Linked DNA regions of Homo sapiens: region 2 is linked to region 1. Evidence: chromatin contacts called from ENCODE Hi-C data. All regions are on one chromosome and are shown on one strand. The core of a region is the stretch at or near the end of the contact, and the rest is flanking DNA. Distances in the headings are between cores, read along the strand shown. Region 1 holds the start of LINC02227 (long intergenic non-protein coding RNA 2227). Region 2 overlaps EBF1 (EBF transcription factor 1).

Region 1 (7,740 bases), core at 3,493-5,992:
TTGCACACGCTTTCTTGCCTGCTGCCATGTAAGACATGCCTTTGTTCCTCCTTTGCTCCCCACCATGATTGTGAGGCACCCCCAGCCATGTGGAACTGTGATTCCATTAAACCTCTTTTTCTTTATAAATTACCCAGTCTCAAGTATTTCTTCATAGCAGTATGAAAAGGGACTAATACACCAGTCTTGGACTGTCTTAGACTTTCCTTTCAGTAAAGATACGCTTCTACCTGAGCCAGTTTGAATTAACATCTTCCTAGCAATGGAAAGAATGCTGATTGACATATGTACCACCTGGTCCCTTTCTCTCTACTTCTGCCCATTTCATTAATGTCTCATGGTTATAGCATATTAAACAAAAGCTTTTCAGAGCAGATATGCAGTGCTGACGTAGACTGAATTGTGACATGAATTTGGTGATCCTCCAGAATGAATAGACTGATACCTAAATAACTGGCTGTAAAGCCATTGTTTCTGCTATTGGTGTGAAGGTGGTGCATCTTGACCCTTGTCCAGAAGACAGGTCCTAACTCAGCGTGTGTTTTTCTGGATCTTCTTGCCATTCACAGATCCCATGGCAGCCCATCCTTTGAATTGTTCAATCATGAGGCTCCTTTAGACCACAGCCACCCTCCAAGCATGTTGTTTATTACAGGATGCCAGGACCAACATTTATGTTCTTGGAATTTATAAGTCTTTTCTACCCAACAGCCCACGTGGTAGTCATTTGGATAACAGGGCATTTTGATTTCAACAAAACCTTATTTTCTGTTCTGAATTGCAGTGCCTTCTTCAGCAGTAGTTCCCTAAGCAAACGTATGGGCTGTTTGCTTTGCTTTCAACTCTCATGCATTTTTAATGATTTACAAGGAAAATATTTTTTTCTCTCCTTCTTTTTTTAATAATAAATTTAATGACTTAATACACATCAAGTGGAATCATTGGTTTGTGGTGATGGTTTTATAATTCCAAGTTCAATGGTTTTTTTCTATGTAATTATGCACAATAACTTTCATGGAATATAATGCAATAACAAAAACATGCACCAGTGTTGGCATAAGAGCCTGTTGTTTATTAGTATTGGTTCTGTGCTTTATGTTTGAAATAAAATATTTGGAACTAATGTTGGCCATGTTTCCTCCAAACTAGATAAAAAGAAGAAAAAAAACTTTATCCCTGAAAATACCATGCTCCAATCTATGGCGATAAAAGCCAGCAGCTCTTGAGATAGCAAATTAAATTTTACTTGTAGAAAGCACTGTGCTGTGTTTTGTTGCTTGCTCAGAGTTATTTTTTAATACTAATAATTTAATAAAGTGGAAGAGCGATACATTGACCTGTGTTCTCTAAGGCACCAGAGTATTTCCCAGGGTTAAAAGGCATAGCTTGCTGAAAGGTTGTTTGTTTTACATTCTAACCTATTACTTATTTCTCTTGCTTTCTTGCCAGATCTAGCCTTAGCCTTTAGAAATTTTGAATTTTGGAGAACACAAAGTAGTTGAATTATCAGAATCTGCAAGTCAGACTTTTAAAACTCTGATTAATAAGGACTGGTTTTCCTAAGATCCAACACATTCAAGTTTTGTTTTAGTGAGTAGTACAGTACGTAGGCATAAAACCAAAGACAAAAGATAGTACATAGGCATAAAACCAAAGACAAAAGCCAAGCAGTGACTCTAAATGAAGCATTGGTCTAAAGGAGTTAGGTAGGAAGCTTAGAACCAGGTACAAGGGGGTAAGATAGAATCTGGAAGCCCCAGAAGGCAGCATGATTGGAGACAGAGAGAATACATGGTGAGATTGTCTGAGATCTTGCAGAGACTCAGGAGACCCCTTAGAAAGTGCCTGTGTCCCCTCTAGAAAAGAAGTACAATGTGGTGCTTAAAGGCACCAACTCTGGAGTAATGAAACATGCAGTCAAGTTCTAACTCTACTGCTCAACAATAATATCACCGTGGTCAAGTCATTTTACTCTCTAGTATTCAGTTGTTTCATGTGTGAAATGGAGTAAGTAAAACAAACCACTACATAAAGAGTGTTGTGAAATGTAAGTGAGAAAATGCTATTGTTGGTTATGATTAGTGCTGAGTCAGACAGGAACAGCTACTGAGTCAGATTCTTTTAATGTAAAAATGCTGCTCTTAATTCTACACATATGCATAGTATCAATAGAAATATAGATATTTTTTGGCTTTTTTGTGCATAAGTGGCAAGTATCATAGATCTCTATCTTTTTACTTTTAAAATATTTTATTTCTAAACTTTTTCCTTTTATATAAACAATTTTGTTGAGTTATAATAATCATACAGTGAGATGAACTGTAGCGAAGTAACCATGCCCTTATAGAGCTAAAGAACACTTCCATCATCCCAGAAAGCAGCCTTATGCTTCATCCCTGCCACCAACCTACCACTCCAGAAGTACATACTCTTCTGAGTTATCATTGTAGATTAGCTTTGCTTGTCCCAGGACTTCATAATTATGGTTTAAAAGTTTAAATTAAAAGTAATTGCAAAAACCGCATTTTTTTGTGGTATCTGAATTCTTTTGCTAAAAAAAAATAGCTTGGAGAGTCATTCATGTTGCTATGCGTAACAGTGATTCATTCCTTTGAATTGCTGAGTAGTACTCTATTTTATAATTATATCATATTTTTTTCCATTCTCCTGTCTGGAAATTTGGGTTGTCTCAAGTTGGTGCTATTTTGAGCAAAGCTGCTATAAACATTCTTATCCACATCTTTTAAAAGCATATGTTTTCATTTCTCTTGGCTCTATACATATGAATAAATTGCTGGGTCATAAGTAGATGTAAATTTAACTATGAAAAACTAGTAGACTGATTTCTAAACTGGCTATACCATTTTACACTCCTATTGGCAATGTATGAGAATACTAGTTGTTTTACATTCTTAAAAGTATTTGATGCTGTCAGTCTTTTAAATTTTAACCATTCCAGTGGGAACATATGGTTTTGCATTGTGGTTATAACATTATCTTAACAAGTTAACCTTATCATTATGAAATATCCTTTTTTTTTTCCTCTGGCAATGCTCTTTGTTCTGAAGTCTACTTTATCTGATGTGAATATACTCACTCCAGTTTTCTTATATAATAGTATTTTTATGGTATACCTTTTTCATCCTTTTACTTGTAACCTATGTCATTATATTTAAAATGTTTTTTTCTTGTAGACACCATATGTATGAATTTTGCTACTTTTAATTAGTCTAGCAAGCTCTGCCTTTTTTTTTTTTTTTTTTTTTTTTTTTTTTTTTTTTTGAGACTGAGTCTTGCTGTATCGCCCAGGCTGGAGTGCAGTGGCACAATCTCGGCTCACTGCAAACTCTGCCTCCCAGGTTCACGCCATTCTCCTGCCTCAGCCTCCTGAGTAGCTGGGACTACAGGCGCCTGCCACCGCGCCTGGCTAATTTTTTGTATTTTTAGTGGATACGGGGTTTCACCATGTAAGCCAGGATGGTCTCGATCTCCTGACCTCGTGATCTGCCTGCCTCGGCCTCCCAAAGTGCTGGTATTACAGGTGTGAGCCACCGCGCCCGACTGTCTCTGCCTTTTAATTGCAGTACTTAGCAGTTTATATTTAATATAATTATTAATATGCTTGGGTTTTAAATATGTCCTATATTTTATTTAAGAAAGTCCTATATCTTCTTTGGCCTTTTTCTCTTTTTTCCCACTTTATTTTGTAGTAAACCAGTTTTTTGGGGTTTTTTTTTGTTTGTTTTTAGACATTCTATTTAATCTTCTCTATTCACTTTTTAGCTACATACTTCTACCTCTTTTTTTTTACTTTAATTAGCTTTTAATTTATTTCTCAGTCCTTATTTGCACAAGCAATAGCTTTTGATGTGGTTGATAAATTTCTCTTCCTTGAGAGAATTTCTTCTCTTGAATCCCAGGGCATCGTATGTGCCAGGTTTTCTTTTTCTCTTTCAGACCACTCCTTCTCAATCTCTTTTGCAGAGTCTTTCTGATTCTCTGACTTCTAAATTTTGGGGCCATTCTTTAGTTCAGTCCTTTTTTTCTTTATATACACCTTTTTTTTCTCTTTATATACACTCCCTAGGTTGTATAAAGGTTTTAAATACACTCAAATTTGTATCCCCAGTTTGATACCTCTCCCTGGAACTCAAGACCTGTTTATTCAATTGCATACTTAACATTTCCACTTGGAAGTCTAATAGGCATGTCAAACTCAGTGTGCCAAAACTGAGCTCCTGACATTCACCACCCCTCCCTTCATCTCTACCTCCATGCAGTCTAGATCCTCATTCAGTCTTCCTTATTTTAACTACCAATTTTCCCAATTGCTCAGGCAGAAACCTTGGTATTTTCCTTGACTCCTCTCTTCCTCTCACACCTCACTTCTAACCAATAAGCAATTTCTGTTAATTCTATCCTCAAAATATTCATTCACCCATCTCTCATCACTTCCACTGCCAGCCCAGGCAAAGCCATCATCAGCTCTCACCTGGATATTGCAGGAAACTTCTAACTCACCTCCTGCTTCAGCTTCTGTCCCTTGCAGTCTGCTTTTAGCACAGAAGTCACAGTGATCCTATTAAAACACACTTTAGGCCATGCCAGTCCTCACCTTTAACCCCCAAATTCTCTTCCATCTTACTGAAAATAACAGAATGAAGAGCCCTTTCTGTTATCTTCAGGGTCCTGCATGATCTGGACATATGACTACTTCCCACACACATTTTCACATGGCCTAATATCACATATCACCTTTTCAGAGGGGACTTTCCTGACCACACTCTATGTAAATATCACACTTCTCTCATAATTCATTTTTATCCTACTTTATTTTTTCTCTATAGAACTTTCTATTACCTGAAATTAAATATTTACTTGTTTATTATTTGTCTATCTCCCTAAAATAAAAGCTCTCTGTTGGCACTAGAACATGCCTAGTAAACAAATACTTCGAAAATATTTGCTCAATGCATATCTTTTTTCATCTTTGGTATTTTTTTTCCAACCTGGTAATTTGTTTTTTTATGTATGTCTGTGTGGGGTTTTTTGCTAAATTCTGTTAAATTTTTTTAAAATTTTAATTGTTATGAATACATAATAGTTGTACATATTTATGGGGTGCATGTGATATTTCGATACAAGTATACAATGTATAATGATCAAATCAGGGTAATTGGGGTATCCATCACCTCAAACATTTATCATATTTTTGTGATAGGAATATTTCAATTCCACTCTTCTAGTTATTTTGAAATATAGCATAAATATTGTTAAAAACATTCCAATTCCACTCTTCTAGTTATTTTGAAATGTACCATAAATTATTAACTATAGTTGCCCTTTTGTGCCACTGAACACTAGATCTTATTCTTTCTCCCTGACTGTATTTTTATACCCATTAACTGGGTCTTTACTCCTCCTCAATCCCTGCCACACCCACTGCTCTTCCCAGTCTCTGGTAACCATCATTTTACTCTCCAACTCCATGAGATCAATTTTTTCAGCTCTCACATATGAGTGAGAACATGCAATATTTATTTTTACGTATGTATGTATGTATGTGTGTATTTCAATGAAAATTCTCTTCATCTATACGTTTTTGGAAGACAGTGACCTGACTTAAACATCTTTATTTTCAACATATAGTGTAGACTTCCCCCAAAGGATAGCTTCTCAGACAGTATTTCCTGATCCATTGATTAATGATAGATAAAAGGGGCAGATATTTTTCCAACTTGTTTATTTGTTTGTTTTTATATATATATATGTATGTGTACATATGTTTGCACTTAAACTAGCAAATATTACCTTCTTATCTATAGGCTTTTGGAAGACAACAACCTCACTTAAGTATCCTTTGTTTTCAACACATAGCACAGACTTCCTGGAGACTGTTTTTGTATATGTAATTAAAAAAAACAAAAACAAAACAAAAAAAACCCAGAAGACTAACAGTCTAATTTTGAAAAAAAATCCACAGTCATGTGAATGACAGATGATTTTGGGTATGACTGGGGACTGGAATGGACACAGAGCTCTTTCAATTCTGTCTAACAAAGCCACAGACTAATGTTAAGGAATGTTTGTGTGATCTCTCCAGTGTGGAATCAGTACCCAAACACAGGAGTCTTTACAAAGATCCAAAATAATCATAAAACCATTATAACCACAAGCCCTCTTCAGAGTTATCCCCTCAATAGTGAATGCTGCCTTTTCAAGCCAACTCTTATATTGAGAGAAGGGTTGTAATATCTCCAGCCTGGAAGAAATCCCTATTCCTGTGGCTCATTTACTACATCTCTGTGGTTCTTGGAAGGAAGGATGGAGTGAAAGCCACCCCAGGCAGTTGACTGTGAATTCTAGTCTTAAGCAATGTATGGAGCACTTCAATAAACTTTGGCTATTTAGCCAGCCTTCGTTCCCTAGAGAAATACTGCCCAGCTATCCCCAAGCTCTGGTAGATTGTTTGCCACGGACAACTTATTGATTTATGGTCCTGGGCATTCTTAGAACTCTGCTAAGAGAAGGAAAAGGCATGATCACCTTGTAGGAGCTATGAAGGTAAAGCCTGCCTTCGAATCCTCAGGTAGCATAAGCAAGAGTACCGGGGGGCATAGTGTGCATTTCCTATTCTTACAGGGTGCCGGGCACATAGGGGTCACTCCATCAATAAGGGAGGAGAAAGAATGAAATGAACTGGGAGGATAAAAAGCAAGAGGCTCATTGCTCACTGGATGTCTACTGTCTAATGGGGAGGGAGGGACACAAACTCAGCTGGCTTTAAGTTATAAAGCAGGGTGAGAACTTTCACGTCACTGTGAATTCACACAGTTGTAATTTTTTACTTAACATTCACATGCTCTATATTCTTTCCATAAAGGTACAAACTGTATTTCTCTTAAAATGTCAATACTGCCACATTGAACTGCATAAAGAGCCTGACCTTGGAAGCTCTCCTGAGCAAGAAACTACCTAGGACCCTACCCTAAGCTGGTCTAAGGATATTTCACGTTTGTATTCCCCACAGGGTCTAGATTGAGGTTTGGCACATGTGAATGCTTAGTATTTCCTGCATAAACACCTGACTGAAAAAAAAATATGAAAGAGCTTGATACCAATGGCATCTTTGTTGTGTTCTTAGAATTCATTAGAAAAACAACTTTGCTGAATATGAAATGGAAACTCCAAGTCTTTCCCCGTATTGGTTAGCTTTCTCTCACCAATATGGTGCATGGTGCCAGCATAAAGTGCATCAGACGTGATAGTGGGCTTTCAACATGCCACACAGCAAGGTGAATTTTTCAGAACTCCCAAACCTCCCTTGAAAACACTTCTACGCAGGTCACATCATGATATATTTGCCATTTGTAAAGTGAAATACCATCATGAAAGAGAATATTTAATGCCATAAAGAAAAACCCTACCTTTCCCAGCTTATAAATGTCAGATCACCAATTCCAACTGCATAGGGAAAGAATCATAAAGTAAGATCATAGTCTCCTGCGATTTTTGAATCAAAATGGAAATTAAGAAATGAAGGTTTAATAATCCTTAACGTTTGCTCTTTGGGAAGGCTGCTGTTTGTTGAGAGTGGGGCTGGCCTACATTAGGGGTGGACAGTTGAGAGAAGCTTCCTTTTCATCATCCTGTCCTCACAGTGTGCACTTTTGCAAACTTTGTGGCTCCGGGATTGTACAAATACAATGTTTCCCTGATGGCCTCACAGCATGAGACAAG
Region 2 (7,740 bases), core at 1,616-4,115, 540 kb after region 1:
CCTGACACACTTTTGGCTGGGTGGGCCTGTGATGCCATGCGTTTACTAAACAGTGGCTCTATTATATATTGCCATGTTGAACAATGGCTACAGGCAGATGTAGCATTTCCCAAATGAGAGAAGGCAATGGCAAAAGAGGGAACTTGGCGTCAACTTGAGTGAATGCCCCTCCTTCTCTACTCCATTCTTTTTTTCCTGGCAGGTGCACGTTCACAATGGTGATTTCTCATTTAATTGCTAAGTATTTCCACAGCACAGTAAAATCCATCATGAACCAGACACGGAGTATGCTAATTCCCCAATCTCTGATAATGCACAGATTCAATGGGGTCTTCTTCCCGCCAATGTGCATTCATAAATGCCATTAATAGTAATGGCAGTCAAATGCAAAATATGACTAAGTAGGCCCTAGTGCATGAAATATATTCTCAACCACAAGGACAAGCTGCCACACAGCTCACTGCCTTGTACTAAATTAGGGGCTGGTGATTCTCTGATTGGGACCAAGAGGGTGATAATGACAAATAAAAAGAAAAAAAGCCAGTCCTCTTCTCTGCTTATCCACTACGAAGAGTATCCCTGACTTACAGGTCAGAGACAATGAGGAGCTTTCAGGCTTGGAAACAGAGACAGGACACAGAAAGATGCAAACTCGCTGTCTTGCAGGGAATTAGTGAAACACAGCTAAGCCAGTTCAACACTGTGCCCTTTAGTCATCCCACCCACTAAAAGACACTGTTAAAAACCCGCCAGCTTTTATTAGCAGAAACAAATGAAGTCGACTACCGAGCACTCAGGAGTTTTTCATCCTGAAAGTCCAGGATGGCTTTGGCATAATAAAGGTCATATCTCCTAACCACGGTAATGTTCACAGAGCAACCTGAGCTCCAGGCAGGGCCAGGCCGGCCTCTCAGTATTCCCCCTGTAGAAGGTGTTGCCGATTAAACTATCACATTTCAAAGAGCTCCTTACAGTAAATAGGAAAGAAAGGAAAAAAGAGATCCAGGGCCTTTTGTTAGTCAAAAAGCTAGGGAAAGGCGATAATTAACCCATTTTTGTAGAGAAATCATTTGGACAAAAGTCAAGGGATTTACCACCCTGTCAATTGTTAAGTCTAGATAAGGACATTATATTCCACGGCACAAAGGGTGACTGAGATGGTGAATGGAAAGTAGGCCACTACTACTACTTTACCTCGCATCTGAAAAAGGACTTTTTTTTTGTCCTCCTGGTACAGTGATGGACTAAAGAATCTTCTCCCCCTTGCACTAAAAACATAACTTCAGAGCCTGGTTTTTGCATTTTGTTAAATATTCAAAGGTATTGTGCAATTAGCATGTCATTAATGAATAATTAATTACAGCTAAAGCAGCCCTCAGATTTTTGCAGCTAAATTATTTAAACAGCAAATATAACAATACAATGCAATGCTCTCATTTGGTGTTTTGTTATTGCATTATTTGAAGGGAACAGCAATATTACTTTTCATTAGTTGCAAGAATTATGTGCAACAAAAGCTGTTTTCATTTTTTTTCTTACCTAAAAGTTGCTTCGTGTGCCCTAAAAGGGAAAATTAATTCAATTCAGATTAGATTTCCTAAGAATTAATTAGCTGCAAATATCTGAAAACTGCGGCTAGGGACATAAGGCTTAGGTATCTGAACTTAAAAGAAAAAAGTAAGCCTATTTAAACCTGTCCTTTAAAACAACTTCTGCACCAAAGTACCTTTTTTTTAGATATTTGGTTACCACTTTTAAAAGAGGAAACTTGTTTAAAAATCCTTTTTTTTTTTTAAGCAAGTGAGCATTACAAAGCTCCCCCTAGTAAACAGTCAAGAGTTAAATAGAAAGTAATTTGTTGCTACTTGCAGACATACATCACTAGTAAGACATGAGTTTATATTTATAAGCTGCACATCTGGGATCAGTTGACTTATCCATCTGCTAACTACACCAGTAAACAGTATGTCTGGGACCGTCAAACCCTTGCATCCATCACAAATTCCTGCTTTAATTGTGTGTTTACGTGGCAAACCTCTGCTTAAGTATATTTGAAGACTGTTTTAAGCAGTTGTAATTGCTCCTTTCTTCTTCATATTAACTTTAACACATTTTATTTACCATTATGACAGGCCGCGATTTTGCAAGCCTCATAGATAGATAAATGCCAGAGATCATCATGCTACCCAGGAAAAGGCAGCAGAGGGACAGAAACCGGAGCTGTAACCTGTCCAGTCCGGAGAGTTTGGGCCTCTTTCACAAAATCCAATGACTTGAGTCACAAGTTCAAATCTCAGTAAGGCCAGTTTAATCCTCCACTGTCTTGAACTCAGAAAGTTGACAATCATACACTTTCTTTTTGAGAAAGGAGCAGAAGAGAGGGAAGGGAAGATTTAGGGGGAAGAGGCAAATCACAGTTTGGAAAGATAAAATGGTGCCAGGAGTTTTCCATCTTTTTCCTTAATTAATCTGCTGTGTAGGAGAGGTGCATGAAAGCTTGAGAGATTTGTAAGGGTAGAGATTTTTCAAGCCAGTGGCAGAGGGCTGGAAGTTCTCAGGAGCCCCAGAATCAAAGAGGAGTATAGCCTGTGACTTGACTTAATTTTTAACCCTGGTTTTATAATTGAGTTTCATAAGCAAGCTGAAAACACAGGCTCAGAAATGAATGAATTCAGAAGAAATAAAAGGCTACCTTCCATAATTAGGGGAAAAATATGCACCATTCTCTGCACAAAAGCGGGGATTTTACTGTATTTTTCCCAATCTGCCTTTCACATTTATATGAATAGCAAGATGTCAGATTTCACACAATGTTGTTAAACCTTTTCTCAGGTTTAGGGAACTGAAAGTCGTATGTGCCTGTGTAATATTGTGCTGATGCAAATAGTTAAACTTTTCTACACGATTAACCATCATTTTCTCAGAGTATTCTGTTCACAGCTTTCTTCCAGTTTCCTGATACATGTTGAGATCTATGCCCGTGCGGCTGATGGGGTGGCGTGGAGGTTGTAAACTGAAGACCCACCGCGAAGCTAAAGAGTCACTCTGACGCAATCTAGTTAAATGACAGTATGGCAGTAGGCCGTTTACCCAGGCCAAGGAAGCTGTGGCTTGTCAAAGACATTAAAATCCAAATGTGCCAGCAACGGTGCCAAATGTACTCTAGGCCTTGCAAACACATAATCCAGACAAACTGAATTAAATTGCAACCAGTTTATAATTAATTTGCTTTTGAAAGTTGTGCCATGAGAATAAATGTGCCAACAATTATTTGCAATGAATTGTTCTTAGGGTGCCCCCAACTTAATAATGCCTCTGTAAGCAAGAGAGGGTTTGGTATTGGTTACTTGTATTGGCATTGGCTTCTAACCTAATGAGGGGGTACGGAGAATTTAGAGACAGATTCCAGGAACCTTAACCTTTCTGTCAACCTAATGGAGTCTGTTACCAATGCGGTCAGTAGCGTGGCCCTGTGGCCTCCCTGACCTCAGATGCCAGCCTCACTCTGCCCAAGATGCTAAGATTAGAAACATATTTATCTCGCTGAGGCACTGCCTTTCTGGACACCATTTTGTAAGCACAAATATTCACGGGAAAGGTAAAAACAGTAAGAGACTAAGGCACTAATGCTTCATGTGAATTCATTTCTCATACCATTTTTCTCTAGGACTTACGGAGCCAAGCAAAGTGTGAGCCCTGAGTACATATGAACAAAAAACTAAAATAATGTAAAAAGAAGAAATAATCCTGAAACTTAACATGGAGTGTTATGTGCCAAGCATTTTTTTTCCCCACCAATCCTCAGGGGAAAAAAATTACAGAGAAGTAATTGGGCCGGGCGCAGTGGCTCACGCCTGTAATCCCAGCACTTTGGGAGGCCGAGGAGGGCGGATCACGAGGTCAGGAGTTCAAGACCAGCCTGGCCAACATGGTGAAACCCCATCTCTACTAAAAATACAAAAATCAGCCGGGAGTGGTGGCGGGCACCTGTAATCCCAGCTACTTGGGAGTCTGAGGCAAGAGAATCGCTTGAATCCGGGAGGCAGGGGTTGTAGTGAGCCGAGATTGCACCACTGCACTCCAGAATGGGCAACAAGAGCGAAACTCCATCTAAAAAAAAAAGAGAGAGAGAGAGAAGTAATTGCAGAGTAGATGTATATTAGAGGCCTCAGGACTTAGAGCTAAAAAACAGCAGACGCAGGATTCAAACTGAGGGCTAACTCAGCAGCCTGGGACCTCCACCTTCTGCTTTTCATATCAACAATGGCCATATCTCACTGCTCCTCTCTTTCCAGAGCACAGGGGCCAGAGTGAGACCTGGAATGTGACTGACTTTTAGACCAGAGCTGGACATCAAAATGAATTCCATCCCATTCTTAATTGTCACTTTGGAAGACTGCTTGAGAGCATTTGCAGCTCTTCTTGGAAATCCAGGCAGAATGTTTTGAGTTCATCTCAATATAGTAGTTCCCTTACAGGGACGCATCATTTCTGATCTAAAATGATCTTTAATCGACTGATGTTTTACACCAGCCTCGTTATCAAATTACTGCTGGCTGTTTCCGAAACTCAGATCAACCCTCAAAGAGTAGAAGTGTGCTACCATTGAGGGGAGTCACAAGAAGATGCTGCAGGTTCAGCCAGCAGCTGAAAGGAAGAGTAGCAAAGAGTTGCTTAGCAATGGCTTACCAAAGGAGGAGTACCTGCAGGCCATTGCTTTGTTTATGCAACAAATACTTATTTCTTACAGTTGTTACTTATTTGTTACAAGCTCCTGCTTGAATATGCCAGATACTGCATTAATTAAATAAATATAAATGTGTGTGTGTGTGTGTGTGTGTGTGTGTGTGTGTGTGTGTGTGTGTGTCTTTCAGATTTAGAAATTTGCCCAAGGTCACAAAGCTAATAAATGGCAAAGGCAAGATTTGAACCCATGTCAAACTCCAGCAACACACTCCAGTCCACAGTCTTGTAGTACCAAGGAGGCTTCTACTTTGGAGCGACACGGTGTGTCACAGGCTTTTCAGATCAAGTTCTATGCTGCAGTTTCCTTTCACTGAGATGCAGCCTAATGGTCTCTGAATGTTTTTCACCAGGAGGAGAATGAGAGCTGAGAGTAACTTTCCCTGAAAGGACATTTGTAACCATTAAAAGAAAGAGAACTCAAAAAGAAGTTCAAGAGGGTTTTCAAAACTGGACTTTTAACTGGAAGCTTAATTGCAGGATGTACCTTAGAATGCACGCACACATAGACACACACACACACACGCACACACACACACGCACGCACACTTTCAGATATTCCTTCTAAAATAGCTCTTGACAATTTGTTTCAAATCATGAAATCACGACCTTAAGGTCTTCCAAGTTATCTTCAACCATCCAAACAATTAATTCTTTGAGAAAGACATACTTACTAAAAGAAAAAAGAAGTTGAAAATATTGAAAATATTATAGAAAGGTTCCAATGGAATTAACCAGAAGAGAAGGTTCTAGATGTTAAGCATGTACTACCACTCCCACTACCTCTGCCACCAACACTTCTTTTTTTTTTTTTTTTTTTTTTGAGATGGAGTCTCGCTCTGTCGCCCAGGCTGGAGTGCAGTGGCGCGATCTGGGCTCACTGCAAACTCCACCTCCCGGGTTCACACCATTCTCCTGCCTCAGCCTCCGGAGTAGCTGGGACTACAGGCGCCTGCCACCACGCCCAGCTAATTTTTTGTATTTTTAGTAGAGACCGGGTTTCACCGTGTTAGCCAAGATGGTCTCGATCTCCTGACCCTGTGATCCACCTGTCTAGGCCTCCCAAAGTGCTGGGATTACAGGCGTGAGCCACACTTCTAATGAAAAATGCTAGCAGCTCCCAATTACTAAGAACTCTGTGCCAAGCTCTCTGCTGAGTGCTTTCTATACATTATACCATTCACTCTTCACAAGCGCCCTGTGAGATAGACATTATTATCCCCATTTTACAGATGAGAAAACTGAGGCTTCATAAATTTAAACATTACTTGAACAGCCAATAAAATTATAGATATTTACCAGACTTTTCTGTAAGGTATTATTAATACAATGGTAAGCACTGTCATGGATGCAAGAAAATACTGGAATTTAAATGACAAAGATTAAGTCACATAAGAAATGAAAATTGATGAGGCAGGTCTAAGCAGGAAGTCCCAAGAGGGCAGGAACCAAATCTGTTTTGTTGCAAATTAGGTCTGGCATAATATCTGGCCTATAGGAGATGCTGAATCAACAGTTGTAGCTAAATGTAGAAAACAATACGTAGCAAGTGAGTATATTAGAACTCTCTGAACATTTTATCTCCAGAGCACTTGGTTAATCAAGGTTCAAGAAAAAAATGGTCCCAACTCTGCCACTACCATTTCAAAGCTCCTTGACCCAGGGTGTTTCAGGTAAGCCATAGTTCCATGGCATGTGCCTCTTCTTTTTATTTGGGTCTGGCACCAGAGGCTGAATCAGAAAATCTCCATTTCCCTTTGTCCCTATTCTGCCATGGACGCTTCCTCTGCCAAACATTTCATAGTTCCTTTATGGCCGCATGATATTTTTCAAGGGAAATGATTGGCAAACAGCCAATACCCCTAATGCAGAAAAGATGCCAACATCACTCCCAGGTTTAAATACCTTCAAGGAGACCCTCAACTGAAGTGGTCCTTACAACCAATCTGACTTTTTTTCACTCTCTTTTTGTGGGAATATCTTTTACACGAGGCTTAGAGGGAAAAAGGAAAAAATAATAATAAGAAAACGTAAAGAAAAAGAAAACCTGCCTGAAATGAAAAATTCCAATCTTGCCTCTGTAAAAATCCTTCAAGCCCAGTCAGCTGCCCCTCCCCCTTGATCCAAGCCTCTGTGTTTCCCGGCAAAGAGGTTAGAAAGCTGTTGAAAAACATTCTCCTGCTGAATTGAGACTGACATCTGACAGAGCTCGGTGGTGTCCTAACTTGAGTGAATTTAAATGACAAGCTTGGCTTTATAAGTAAGGGATCCTCTTTTACAATAGAACAGCATGATTGCTTCATGGCAGAGGGGGAAAAGAGGGAGAATCAAAGTTTTCTTCAAATCCCCAGTGGTGCCATTGACCTGTCAGAAGGTTGTGACCCACTCCTGTTAATCCATGCAAATCAGATGCCTCCAATTTGCGGTGCTGATTGGAGTACCACACCTTTAAATTCAGGAAGCGGCCTTAGAGTGAGGTTCCGATCACAGAGTTCAGTTCACCTCTCATTTTTTTCTTCTTCAAAAACATGATGACAGCTGACTTCCTTCCCGCCCTGCCCTTACTCAGTCAGGGAAGACTGTCTGATGGTTTCCTGATTAGCATCAAGGCAAAAGCAGCATGTTTTTCATAGGCTATCGCTATTACCTAAATTATAGGCCTGTTGCTCTCAGCATTTTCCCCCCACAGACAGGTTAATATACACATCCCACTGGTATTATTGCTTTGCGAAGTCACCCAGTCATTTTTATGACATAGAGGGGAGAAGGCCTGGAATTCCCCGGAAGAGGCTTCAGATCCAGATGAGAGACTCTTACACAACCAGAAACGCCGTTTTCTAACCATCCCATTCAAAACTTAACAACACTTCCCACGTTCAATGCCATGTGCCGTGCATATTTTAAACCATGGGTAATTTCAAGCAGAAACATTCAGAAAAAGAAAATGAAAAGGCTGGTATTTTGGATATCAGGAATATGTGATTGCCCACACGATTC

What was found. A loop is a pair of places that touch in the nucleus more often than their neighbours do. Pooled maps may share reads with other maps.
Region 2: a map of GM12878 shows a loop between it and region 1 (4-fold over the local background). The contact joins the enhancer-like site here to the promoter of LINC02227 in region 1. A Hi-C loop is called at or near these places in 1 of 168 maps with a recorded cell type or tissue (GM12878), 4 of 37 single-sample maps with no recorded cell type and 5 of 50 pooled maps.

The regions. Positions count from the first base shown.
Region 1 is chr5:158,405,031-158,412,770 of GRCh38, forward strand. It overlaps LINC02227 (long intergenic non-protein coding RNA 2227), which reads right to left and starts at 4,743. Exons shown (of 7, transcript NR_109888.1): 1 at 4,616-4,743.
Region 2 is chr5:158,951,211-158,958,950 of GRCh38, forward strand. The region is part of intron 6 of EBF1 (EBF transcription factor 1); the gene reads right to left. Among named protein-coding and RNA genes, the nearest start is that of EBF1, 140 kb to the right of the region's middle. RefSeq lists enhancers at 687-1,344, 3,017-3,146, 6,610-7,472, 7,201-7,270, 7,301-7,350. Within about 2 kb of position 2,866, at least 5 of the 41 ENCODE cell types and tissues checked have a DNase peak (open chromatin) inside an H3K27ac peak, as active enhancers do; they include GM12878, where a contact is called at or near this core.